3 separate regions of the Homo sapiens genome follow, and all the other regions are linked to region 2. Evidence: chromatin contacts called from ENCODE Hi-C or POLR2A ChIA-PET data. All regions are on one chromosome and are shown on one strand. Each heading gives the region's core, a stretch centred on a gene start or an enhancer-like site at or near the end of the contact. The rest is flanking DNA. Distances are from core to core; before and after follow the strand shown.

Evidence for each region. Hi-C counts contacts between places; a loop is a spot of excess contacts on that map. ChIA-PET counts read pairs that join two places held with the same protein, here RNA polymerase II (POLR2A). Pooled maps may share reads with other maps.
Region 1: a map of HepG2 shows a loop between it and region 2 (18-fold over the local background). The contact joins the promoter of CTTN here to the promoter of MYEOV in region 2. A Hi-C loop is called at or near these places in 1 of 168 maps with a recorded cell type or tissue (HepG2), 4 of 37 single-sample maps with no recorded cell type and 5 of 50 pooled maps.
Region 3: a map with no recorded cell type shows a loop between it and region 2 (14-fold over the local background). The contact joins the promoter of C11orf24 here to the promoter of MYEOV in region 2. A Hi-C loop is called at or near these places in 5 of 37 single-sample maps with no recorded cell type and 7 of 50 pooled maps. POLR2A ChIA-PET finds 5 or more read pairs at or near these places in 1 of 52 experiments (H1).

What each region holds. Positions count from the first base shown.
Region 1 is chr11:70,395,654-70,400,045 of GRCh38, forward strand. CTTN (cortactin) reads left to right here and starts at 2,876. Exons shown (of 18, transcript NM_005231.4): 1 at 2,876-2,961. CTTN-DT (CTTN divergent transcript) reads right to left here and starts at 2,809. Exons shown (of 3, transcript NR_186321.1): 1 at 2,445-2,809. RefSeq lists silencers at 1,206-1,394, 2,492-2,541, 2,642-3,151, 3,733-3,802 and an enhancer at 2,172-2,241.
Region 2 is chr11:69,291,335-69,295,404 of GRCh38, forward strand. It overlaps MYEOV (myeloma overexpressed), which reads left to right and starts at 2,821. Exons shown (of 3, transcript NM_001293291.2): 1 at 2,821-3,242; 2 at 3,899-4,070. The coding sequence starts at 4,021. RefSeq lists an enhancer at 1,392-1,943.
Region 3 is chr11:68,269,559-68,273,730 of GRCh38, forward strand. C11orf24 (chromosome 11 open reading frame 24) reads right to left here and starts at 2,415. Exons shown (of 4, transcript NM_022338.4): 1 at 2,299-2,415. LOC105369363 (a long non-coding RNA gene) reads left to right here and starts at 2,544. Exons shown (of 3, transcript XR_950248.3): 1 at 2,544-2,618. RefSeq lists a silencer at 2,213-2,612 and an enhancer at 2,524-3,378.

The DNA.
Region 1 (4,392 bases), core at 1,626-4,125, 1.1 Mb after region 2:
CTGGTCTTGAACTCCTGACCTCAGGTGATCCACCTGCCTTGGCCTCCCAAAGTGCTGGGATTACAGGCATGAGCCACCGCGCCTGGCTGCTATATTTTCTTTACATGTTTTCTTGAATAAAATACATTTTCTTCAACCTAAAAGTTCATTTTTCCAATTTTAATAGAAATAAGAACATTTCCGTGGGCGCCCAAAGATATGTCCACAGCCTAATCCTCAGCACCTATGACTATGACCTCTTATGGCAAAAGGTGTGACACAGTGAGGGACTTGAGAGGAGGGGTTTGTGCTGGATCAATACAGTCACAGGGCTCCCTCTGAGATGGACACCACCGGCTATGCCTGCTTTTTTGACTAGATGATTTCATACCTCTGTAGAGGCAGAAATTAACCTTTAAAAAACAGGCAGCAATGTGGCCTGGCAATGTGGTGGCTCACACATGTAATCCCAGTGCAGGAGGGTCACTTGAGCACAGGAGTTCGAGACCAGCATTAGCAACACAGCAGGACCCAGTATCTACAAAAATATTAAAAAATTAGAGGCCGGGCATGGTGGCTCACGCCTGTAATCCCAGCACTTTGGGAGGCCGAGGCGGGAGGATCACCTGAGGTCGGGAGTTCGAGACCAGCCTGACCAACATGGAGAAACCCTGTCTCTACTGAAAATACAAAATTAGCCAGGCAAAGTGACGCACGCCTGTAATCCCAGCTACTCGGGAGGCTGAGGCAGGAGAATTGCTTGAACCCGAGAGGCAGAGGTTGCAGTGAGCTGAGATGGCGCCATTGCACTCCAGCCTGGGCAACAAGAGGGGAACTCCATCTCAAAAAAAAAAAAATTAGCTGAGTGTGGTGGCACGTGCCTGTAGTTCCAGCTACAGCTACTTGGGAGGCTGAGGTGGGAGGATCACTTGAGCCCAGGAGATCGAGGCTGCAGTGAGCCTTGATTGCACCACTGCACTCCAGCCCCTGTCTCTAAAGATTAAACAAACAAACAAAAAAAAACAGTCAGCAATGTAAAAAAAAAAATTTTTTTTTTCAGAGATGGGGTCTATATTGCCCAGGCTGGTCTTGAACTCCTGGGCTCAAGCAATCCTCTGGCCTTGCCGCTCAAAGTGCTGGTATTACAAGCCTGGCCAACAATCCTTGTGCACAGAAAATGCAAATTAGCTGTGTCCAGTTAAATGCAATTGACCTTTGCACTAGAGATAGAGCAGTTTTTGCAAATTCATTTCAGCATTCGTCTTCCGTTTTTTTTTTTTTTGACACAGGGTTTCTGTTGCCCGTGCCGGAGCGGTCCTTTTGCCTCAGCCTCCAGAATAGCTGGGACCACAGGTAAACGTCACCATGCCTGGCTAATTTTTTTCTTAAAAAAAATTTTTTTTTTTTGGTAGAGACAGGGTCTTGCCATGCTGCCCAGGCTGGTCTCAAATTCCTGACCTCCAGCAATCCTCCTGCCTTGGCCTCCCAAAGTGTTGGGATTACAGGCGCGAGGCACTGCATCTGGCCAAATTCTTTAAACAATTTGTAACAACTTATGATGTATTCATTATCGAGTTAAATAAAATATTTGACGTGTTCATTTTATATGTGTATGAAGGTCATGATTTTACCTTTAAAAAAATGGTCAACACCTGACATTTCCTTCCGCCACCCGCACTTCCAATTCATCCTCACATCTGACAGTTTAGCTTTCTAAATGCCTCTTGCATCTATCCACTTCTCCCCATCTTACCTGCCACCAGCGGTCTGCCCGAATTGGCTACATTAGGCTCTACCTGGCCCTTCTCCCATCCATCTTCCACACAGCAGCCAGAGTGATCTCATTACAATTCAAACTTCATTATGTCTTATTTATTTATTTAGCGATGGCGGGCGGGGGCGAGGGTCTCACTATGCTGACCAGGCTGGTCTCGAACTCCTGGCCTTAGGCGATCCTCCCATGTCAGCCTCCCAAAGTGTTATGATTACAGGCGTGGGCCACTGCGCCTGGCCCAAACTTCATGATGTCTCTTATCAGCTTAACTTCCTCCGAGGACTTCCCGTGTCTCCCAGAATAAAGACCGAGGTCTTCGCTGTGCTCTATCGGCCTCTGCATGACCTGGCCCCTCTCACACCACAGCTCCGCTGCACCACTAGCCCTCTACCATGCTGAGCTGAGCCTCCTCCAGTTCCCCTGCTGCAAGACCGTTCCTGCCTTGGGACCTCTGTTGGCCCTGCTGTTGGAACCTGCTGTTGGCCTGCCTGGAAAATTCTTCCCTCCTTACCTTGTTTACTCTTATAGGGCCTTCACATCTTGGCTAACATGTGAATCGCCCAAAGAAACCTCTGGTCTCCCAGGGGTTCAGGTCCTACCGTCTCCCCAATACGATGTTATGAAACTCTCACTTCTTGGCATTTATCTCATTTCCCAGGTGAGTACCCATGTGGTTTAACGCTTGACTCACCTTCTAGGCTGCTATGTCCCTGTGGCCGGGGCTCGCGTCCCTGGCACGCATGTGGCCCTTTCTTGGAGGGGAGGTGCATGGTGAGCGGACGAGGACGGCTGAGGGCGCGCGCGGAGGGAGGATGGAGAGATGAAGAGGCTCCCCGCTCCCGGACTCAGGGCACGTGCGTCTCCTCGGCTGGCTTCCTTCCCCCGGCCCCGGGCAGCGCCGCGGATCCTGAGACCCCGCCGCGGGCTGTGTGCTGCTCAGCGCCCATCCTCTGCGCGCGCAACGCTACTTCCGGGCGAGCTCTGCAGACTCGCCACAGGCCGGGCTAGCGCTTAGCCAGCTGCGGGCGGACCCCCGGGACTCTTGCGGGCCAAGACGCGGGAGGAGGCGGGGCAGGGGGCGGGGTCGCGCGGGGACCCGGATGCGGCCCCGCCCCCGCCCTCGGAACCGGAAGTAGAGCCTGGTGCCTGGGAGCGGCTGGCGCGGCGGAATCCAGGGCCGACCCGGGCCGGACCGACCCCAGGCGGCGGTGAGCGAGCGCGGCGTCCGCCCGGGGTGCAGGCCGGGCTCTGCTTCTTCCCTCCTGTGGCGTCGCCTGGCCGCGAAAGGGGAAGGAAGCGGCGGCCGCAGCGGTCTCACCGCTCTTCCGCTTGCGGTTTCGGGGGCCGGGGCAGAGTGGCGAGGCTTTCCCGGCCTGGGGCGGGGCAGGGCGAGGGCCGGGGGTCCGCGAGGGCCACGAGGACGGGTCTGGGCCCAAGGAGGCCGGGCAGGGGGCAAGGGGGCACGGAGGGCTTGGGGCTGGGGTCCGCGGAGGAAGGTTAGAAAGGGGCCAAATTGGGGTATCAGCTCTGAGGGGAGGGTCCCTGGGCGCCGGGGGGCTCCAGGGCAGGAGAGGGGCCAGGCTGGGAGGGGTCTTGGGTCCGAGGGAATAGGAGAGGGGGATGGGCTCCGAGGGGGAGGGTATTAGGGCCCGAGGGAGAGGGGCTGGGCCTGTGGGGTTCGGGGGTCTGAGCGGAGGGGGCCGGGGTTCGAGGGGCCAAGGAAGGTGGGTGTGGGGGGTCTCAAGGAAAGGGCGAGGGGTCTGAGAGGGAGGTGTCTGGGTGCAGAGGGAAAGGGATGAGGTCCGAGGGGAGGAGATTGGGGTCTGACGGGAAGGGGTCCAGGCGCAGAGCTACTGGGATGGGGTCCGAGGGAAGGGAATTGGGGTTCGAGGGGAAGGGGTCGGGGCTCGGAGGAAAGGTATAGGGTCCGAGGGGAGGGGATTGGGGCTCCAGGGGAAGGGATCCAGGCGCAGGGAAAAGGGATGGGGTCCGCGGGGTCAAGGCGGTTGGGGTGCGCGACTTTGAGGGGCTCGCTGTGGGACGTGGCGGAGCAGCTGGGGATCCGCCCGGCCTGCACCTGAGCGGAGGTTTTGCAATCAGGTCAGTGGAGGCAGCGAGGCGCGGCTGCAGCTAGTCGTGAGGCTCTAAATTTGGAACCGTCCCTCCTTCGGGGTGTGTTTAAAATCACCAGAACGGTGCTTTGGGGCTTTCTGTTACGTTTCCATCACCTGGATAGTCTAAGGGATGCCTGATCCCTGAAGCTGGAAGGCCTTGGGTGAGAAGGGACAGGGCTTCCTCCCGCTGGAATCTGTGGACGTTTGGGGCCCCTTGGGGAGGAATTCATTTTCTGCTGAAGGAAGCTCCGGAGGCATCCGGTGAGCGCTCCCTGGAATCCCATGCGCTCCCTTTGGGCTCAGTGTTGACTTGGCTGCGCAGGCTCTGTCGGGGGGACTTCACCCACTAGGTCCTTCAGGCATGATCCAGCCCTCAAGCCCGGCCGGGCCCAAGGCCGTGGCGCAGGAGGGGCTGGCCGCCTGCCCCTGTCTCCATTCACGTGTTTGACCGTGTGGGTGAGTCACTGGCTCCAGAGCACTGAGTCAGTCCTGTTTCTCCTCTGGTTAGAGAAGTATTCGCCAGAT
Region 2 (4,070 bases), core at 1,571-4,070:
AGTCCTAGCCATAAAGTTGTCATGAGGATTAAATGAAATAGTGTGGGAAAACTACTGACATGTGGTGCATGTTCAGTACAAGTTATCCTCACCATTATCATCATCACCACCATCATCATCATCATCACCAGCATCATCATCATTACCGTCATCACCATTACCATCATCACCATCATCATCATTACCATCATCACCATCATCACCATCACCATCACCATCATTATCACCACCATCATCACCATCACCATCATCATCACCACCATCATCACCATCATCACCAACATTATCATCAGACCACCATCATCACCATCATTACCACCACCATCATCATCATTATCATCTTCACCATCATGATCACCATCATCATAACCACCATCATCACCATCATCACCACCACCATCATCACCATTATCATCCTCACCATGTTCACCATCATCATCATCACTATCACCACCACCACCATCATCACCATTATCATCCTCACCATCATCACCACCATCATCACCACTTTCATCACCATCACCGTCATCACCATCATTATCACCACCATCATCACCATCACCGTCATCACCATCATCACCACCATCATCATCACCATTATCATCCTTACCATCATCACCATCACCATCACCACCATCATCACCATTATCATCACCATCATCAACGCCATCATTATCACCATCATCACTATCATCACCATCACCATCACCATCACCAACTCATCATGATTTAACAGGTGGGCTGGCAATCTGAATGTTGAAGACAGAGGGAGAAAATCAACCTGGGGCAGTCAGATTTCTACAGTCCTCCCCAGCAGGACCCAGGTGGGCTACTGGGAGTCCCAGAAGCAGATATCAGCCCAAAAGATGAGCTTTGATAATTAGAGTGAGGCTATGGTGAGACTGAGTGACACTGCGGGGTGCCAAAATAATCTAGGGTTGTTGGAATGCTGACAGCAGACAAAAGTAAGATAAGGTATCTCCTGACACCACCTCCTTCCATCTGCTCTCAGACGGGGCTCTTTGGAGAGGATCTGCCAGGAAGAACTGAGGTCTTATGCCACCTCCACCTCTACGTAACCTCAAACAGGCGTCATCTTGTCTCCTGGCCTCAGTTTCCTCATCTGTAAAACGGGGACACATCAGGATCTGCCCTCAGCAAGTTGCTGAGTGCCTGCCCTGAGCAGCCGGTAGGTGGCGCTGATGGGCTGGTGGTTGGGTTGGGGGAGGCTCGCATAGGGTCTCTGGAGGTCCCAGTAGGGCACTGGGGAGACCTCCCCTGATTCCCTGGAGGCAGAGCAGAGCTCTTGTCTTTGCAGGAGCTGCAGATTCTGCCTTGGGTATCTTAGAAGCTTTGTACAGGCATCTCCAGCTCAGTGGGAACCAAATGCCATCCTATCTCCCCACCTCACTGGTGTCACCATCTTCCTGGGAGCTGTCTGGATAACCCTCTCCCTGGCCCTCACCTTTAATTTGTCCCTGAGTCCCATCAGGGTCACCCTCCATCCCACTGCCATCTTCCTGGGAGCTGTCTGGATAACCCTCTCCCTGGCCCTCACCTTTAATTTGTCCCTGAGTCCTATCAATCAGGGTCACCCTCCATCCCACCACCATCTCCCACCTGAGTGAGAATGGGAACCTCCTCTCCCACTCCCTCCAATTCCCCTCCACTACAGCTGGGGGAGGCTTCTAAAATGCCAAATATAGCCCAGTTTCTGCAACTTGCAGGGTCCCCAGCCCTCGGGAGAAAGTCCAAACCCCTGACAAAGCCTGTGAAGCCCCCTGAGGCCCTGTGGGTCTGGGGCTAGCTCTGGGCTGCAGCCCTGTCTCTGGTCATAGTCCAGCATCCACCACGGTCCAGGTGCACTGAGCTGCCGGCCCTCTCTCCCCTCCGCTGGCTCCTTCCTCCTGACTGCCCGTCTTTCCCTGGCCTCTCTATGCTTCCCGCTGGCATTGACGACAGTGTCCTGGAGAGCTGGGCAGGGAGGGCTGCCTTGGGTTCCTACTGTGTGCTCCACCTAGTGCTGGTCTTGGCCCTTAGCAAGTGCTCAGTACACCCGTGTGGAATTGGGCGGTGAGGGTAAAGGGAGGAGGAGGGAAGGGCCAAGAGCTCCCTGTGCTCAATGAAGAGAGGGACTTGAGCAAGTACTCATTTTTAGTACTTCCCAAGATGTGTACAAGAGGCCTGGGGCCAGCAGAACTCCTTGCCCCTGCCCATCCCCCTCCAGTCTATGGGGTCCACCCCCAGCTGCCCAGCTGTGAGGCCTCCATGGCTCAGCTCCTCATCTATTAAGTGAGGACAGCAGTCGTCCCCCTCACAGCGAGGCCACGTGGGTTACATAACTTTTTCTTAGGGTGCCTGGCCTGCAAGAAACCCCTAAGAATGTTCTATATTCCTAGGCCCACTGTTATTCTTAATATTACCCAGGAAAGGGTGGTGAAGCGAGTAAATAAATGAATAGGTGAATGAATAAATGAATGAATGAATGGCACCCTAGCCCCACTGTCTTCTGGGTGGCTTCAGGATCCTTGAGGAGGTTGGCCGTGTAGGTTCCCCTCAGGTAGGACCTAGGTGAGCTGGGGAGTCTTAACTCACCCAGGGCAGGCCTTAAGGTTGGGCACACCCATGTGTGGGCTCTGCCCTGGCCTTAACCGAGAGAGGGAAATGTTGACGGGGAAGAAAGCCCTGCCCACCAGGCAGCCCCACCCACCTGGGCTAGCCCCACTCACAAGCAGCCCCACCCACCTGGGTTAGTCCCACCCACCAGGCAGCTCCGCCTACCTTGGCTATCCCCCTCTGAGTTCTTGCCTTGATTCTCCTGTTACTGTCCCGCGAACCCACATCCCTACAAAGCAGGAAAGTATGCTTGGGAGAGGCCAAGTGAGTGGGGAATCAGCCCAAAGCCAGGCGTCCAGGGTCTCCCTCACCTGAAGCTGACTTTTTCCCCACCTTGGACAGAGGGCGGGAGATGCCATCCCCACTGAACCCAGTGCTTTCACCAGCCATATTAGCTCCCACTCACCCCCCGTCGTGGAAGCCTCGGCCGTCACACCTGCAGGGCCGGGGCGTGCATGGCCTCAGGGATGGCCTGTTCAGCTGCTGGGTGACTCGGGTCCAGGTGCCTCACCACCTGCTGAGCTCTGTGTGATTTCTGGACACTTCTGCTCGTTGCCTTTGGGCTCAGTGAAGAGTCTGGAGTTTATCTGGAGTGAGGTGGCCGGTTCTTGGTGGGATCTGAGCAGGTAAGAAGCAGGGTCTTTCTTATGTTTTAAGGAAAGCCCTGTGGCTGCTGGGTGGGGGACCAGCTGGAGGGGCAGGAGGGCAGCAGGTGACTCATTACAAGGCTGGGGCCATCATCCTGTGAGAGCTGGGCATGACCAGTGCAGGTCAGTGGGGTTGAGGGTACAGACCAGTGGGACCCACAGACGGCTCGGGAGTGACCAAGCCTCTGCTGAGCTGCCCAGGTCCCCTCTGGTGGACACCTCCTACCCGGAGCCCCCCAAGGTGGTGCCAAAGCTAGACCACCATACAGCCAGAGGCCTCCAGGCCCTACCCACGACAGCCCAGCTGGCTTCTGCCCAGCCACCGTCACACACAGAGGGCAGCCGTCCCCATGGTCCCTAGAGGCGGTTGAGGACCACTGTGCCTGGAGTCATCTGTGGCTATAAACCAGGAGGAGAAGGCTGCCCACCCCCTGCCCCAGAGATGGGGAGGCTGGGGCCACCCGGTGGATTTGGGCAGGTCCCAGCTTCCAGGATCATGAGGTGAAAACGTGAAGGGACCCTAGAGGCCATGGGGACCCAGGCACAGAGCGGCGGCCTCTCATCCTCCCCATGGTCAAGGAGGTCAGTGCCTTCCCGGGGTGGATTACGGATGGTAGTATCTTCCTTCTCCTCAGAGTCCATTCAGGAGCAGGAAAGTTCATCTCAGACCCTAAATCCAGCCACGTCATGCCACGCTTAACACCTCTAACAACTTCCCCTGGCACTTAGGACAGCGTCTGGCTCCTTCCCTCGGCTCATGGCCCTCAGAATCTGCGTCACATACACCCCAGCTCTCCCGATAGGTCT
Region 3 (4,172 bases), core at 1,165-3,664, 1.0 Mb before region 2:
CACACGCTTGTGTGCGCACAGCTGCACATATGTCCATCTGCACATGCACACATGCCACCACACATGTGCACTCACACAGGCACACACATACACATGCAAAATCACACACACAAAGGTGAGGGCACACACACGGAGCAGGTCCACAAGGCTATATCAGGACACTCCACGGGTTTCTCAGGAAACTTCTGCTGGATACCATCACCACTTACTCCCTCCCAGCCGGTGGGGCTGGTGGTCACTCCCACAGAAACAGGAATTGGCCACTGTGTAGTCGAGAACAGGCCTTCATTGTCCTATGACTTCATCCCTCTGCTATGGTCCTGCCTCCACTTTCCAACAGAATATTCTAAATGTCAAGATCCCATGCGGGAACCTGTGGTCATCTATGTAAGTTGACTCATGATGGACAAACCATTAACAACATTTAAAATAACAGTTTCCCCTGCAAAGGCTTCAAGCCAAAATTAGGATGTGGGTCTCGGGACCCCACCAGTTATTCTCATTATTATGTGGTACAGGGAGACTGGGTAGATCAGGGTCTCAGACCATAATAGATGGGAAAAAAGAGACCCCAGGGGCAGGAGGGGAATGAGCGAGAGAGAATTAAGTTTGTATTAAGTTGGAGACCAGGGCAGATGGAAAGACGGAAGGTTAGGCTGGCACTGGGAGCTCCCTTCTTCAGGGGTCAGCTCCCCATAGGATCTGCAAGGAAGGTGCAACAGGATACTCCCTTGAGCCATGTGACACTCCATGACAAAGGCACCCCCAACTATGCCCCTGGGTGTCAACCTCCCTATCCTTTTCTGGTTCATGACCTCGAGATGCCTCCCAAGGCATCTTGTCTGAATTCTTGTGTTCCGAACCTTGGCTTGTTATATGTGGCGCACTTTATGCAAGTTACACAAAACTGGACTCCAGGCGTGGTGCTGCATGCCTGTAATCCCAGACACTCAGGAGGCTGAGGTGGGAGGATTACAAGCCCAGAAGTTTGAGTTCAGCCTGGGCAACATAGTGAGACCCCATCTCTTAAAAAAAAAAAAAAAGGGAAAGAAATAACTTAATTCTTTTTTTCTGGCATAGAGAGGTTCCAAAGACCAATCCTGAAGCTTGGTAAAGGACTACAGCTGTTACCCCCACATTCTATCAGGCTATTAAGACTCACTCAGCCGCAACATGGCCAGGCCCCCACACCAAGTTAGGCAAGCTACAGATACCAAGGAGTAGGAACTGCAAACACAAATACAGGGCAAACTGCAGGTACCTAATCCTGACACGTCACCTGGCTGAACTTTGGTAGCAGAAGCCCAAGGAACACAGACTTATGGCTTTGTGTATATAGACATTGTCCTGTAGTCCAAAGGATGTGACTCTGTGGCAGACGGGAACCTAGAACATTGGACATTTATTATATTACATTAACTACCTTGCTTGCTTCCAGGTTTCTGGAAGTTTTGGTAACACAGCTAAATACTAGGGCCTAGTTTTTGCTAAGAACGTGGGTAGCTCTGACATTCCTTTGTCCATTAGGCAGATCCACTGTATAAATGGAAACATCTGTATTTTAAAGATTTTCCTAGCTGATTTTATCGAAATGTTAGAGATTTTCCTGGGGCGAGGGATAGCTGCAAGTTATTACAGTCAGATTTCTAAGCACGATGATTATTTCTGGTGGCAAACCATGCGTGTGGAGGCCGATTCCTCCTATCAGCCTAACGATTAAGTCAACATGCTAAGCAGCCACACGGGGGCTACTAAGTGACTCGCACGGGGGAAGCAGGCAGGGAGACAGATGGGCAGGGGAGGGAATCTGGGGCAATGCACAACCTCCACCCAGGTAGAGAGAGGGTCTGGGGGATAGGTCTGTGTCACTCAAGTAAGAGCGACACTTCTTGGGGTCCAGTCCCGTCCTGGGCTTGCCCGGGAAAGACCCCAGGACAAATTCGGCCCCCTTCCAGAGTGTCCCCATTCTGCTCCCACAATGGGACAAGCCGGCCTCTTCTCCAGTCTGGGCCCCCTTCGGCCCTCCTCCCTCCTCCTGTCTCTTGGGCCCCCAGCCATGCTCGGCCCCCAGTTGACTTCTTCAGTACCTGCATTGCTCAGCGTCTTGCACTCTGTGCGTGCCCCATCCGCCGCTCCTCCTGTCCCGTTCCTCCTGCCTCTCTCAGCCCCACTCACTCTCCCACTGCCCCTCGTGCCCCCATCCAACCCTCCTCCTGCCCCCCAACCTCTGTCTCTCAGTCCCAAGCCAGTCAGGGAGCCCTGACAGCAGCTACCCGGACGGCAGTGCGAGCCCCTTACCCGGGCGCAGCAGGCCCCCGGCGGCCTGGTGGCCCTCGGACAGTAGGAAGGAGCCTGAGGCCCGGCGCGGGGACGTGGCCGGCAGCGCAACCCAGGCAGCTCCGGGCAGCGCGCCCTGCCCGGGCCCCGCCCAAACGCCGGAAATGACGTCACGGAGGGCGGGGCGGGCCTGCTGGCCGGGGCGAAGAGCGGCTGCGGCGGGGCCTGTGGCGAACGGAGGCGAGCCGGAAGTGGGGGGGTTGTCTGCTCTCAGGCCCCGCCTCCCCGGGGCCGGCTCGGGCCACTTCTTGCGCGCTGCCAGAAGGAGCTATTTTGAGCAGGTCTGTGGCGGAAGTGGGTGTTCCCGGGTCTCTGCTGCCCAGCTGTGCCCGCTGCCGTCTTGGGGTCCCGGGGTGCGCGGGTTGGGCTGGGTGAGCTCAGAGGCACCTTGTCGGCAGCCGAGCCTGAAGAGGCGACCTCGAAACGCCTCGTGAGACCTTTCGCGGGCACACGCCCTTCGCGTTCCTCCGCTTCCTCCCACGTTTCTTCAGCCCCTGGCGGGGCGCTGGGGTGCCCGGTAGTTAAGGGTGGGGTGGCAGCGAGCGTTTCTGTGCACCCGCAGCGTGCCACGCCCGTGCTAAGCACTTTGCCTATAGAGCCAGTGGCTTAATTCTGCAATAGCACAGTGAAGAACTTCGCCTCATTTTACAGACGTGGAAACAGGCTCATCAAGTGCTCTGTAATTGTAAAACCTGGGATAACAAAGGAGCAAAACGCAATTTAGAGGCAAGTGTGTGGGACTTGACTTTGGTTAGAAATAGGCTTTGCAGGCCAGGCGCGGTGGCTCTTGCCTGTAATCCTAGCACTTTGGGAGGCCGAGACGGGCGGATTATCTGAGCTCAGGAGTTCGAGACCAGCCTGGGCAACATGGTGAAACCCTGTGTCTACTAAAATACAAAAAATTAGCCGGGCGTGGTGGCGTGCGCCTGTAGTCCCAGCTACTCGGGAGGCTGAGGCAGGAGAATTGCTTGAACCTGGGAGGTGGAGGTTGAAGTGAGCAGAGATCGTGCCACTGCACTCCAGCCTGGGCGACAGAGCGAGACTCTGTCTCCAAAAAAAAAAAAGAAAGAAAGAAATAGGCTTTGCAAGTTAGTAGTTCTGTGACTGAATCCCAGTCTGTATAAGACCCTCAGGCATCCCCCGGTCCAAACCAAAACCTGTCTGCGAAGGATGATTTCACAGGAGCAAACCAAGACTTTATTTCCAGTTTTATAACCTGCCTTGGGGTCTTCGGCTAGGAAGCTAAGAGACACAGAAAGCTGAGATTGGGCAAAGACAGGATCTACCATCCACTCCGAGCTCTGGGAGCACCTGAAATGCGATTTGATGTCACCACCACCATCCCCAGTTCAACCACAGTTCATGTGTGGAATTTAACCTGCAAAGTTGGGTTTGCTGAGACCCAACGCCGGTTGGATCATGTGAAGATCAGATCCTTTCACTATGTATTTGCTTTAATTTTTCCAACTAGTTCGGATCTAACATGAAGTACAGTATTGAGGCTCACTCCAGAAGTGAAAATATACAATCGGCAGGCAGATTTTAGTTCTTTGCCTGCCCTTTTCAAAAATCAATGACTGGGCTGGGCGCGGTGGCTCACGCCTGTAATCCCAACATTTTGGGAGGCCAAGGCGGGCGGATCACCTGAGGTCAGGAGTTTGAGACCAGCCTGACCGATATGGTGAAACCCGTCTCTACTAAAAATATAAAAATTAGCCAGGCGTGGTGGCGTGTGCCTGTATTCCCAGCTACTCGGGAGTCTGAGACAGGAAAATTGCTTGAACTTGGGAGGGGGAGGCTTCAGTGAGCCGAGATCTCACCACTGCACTCCAGCC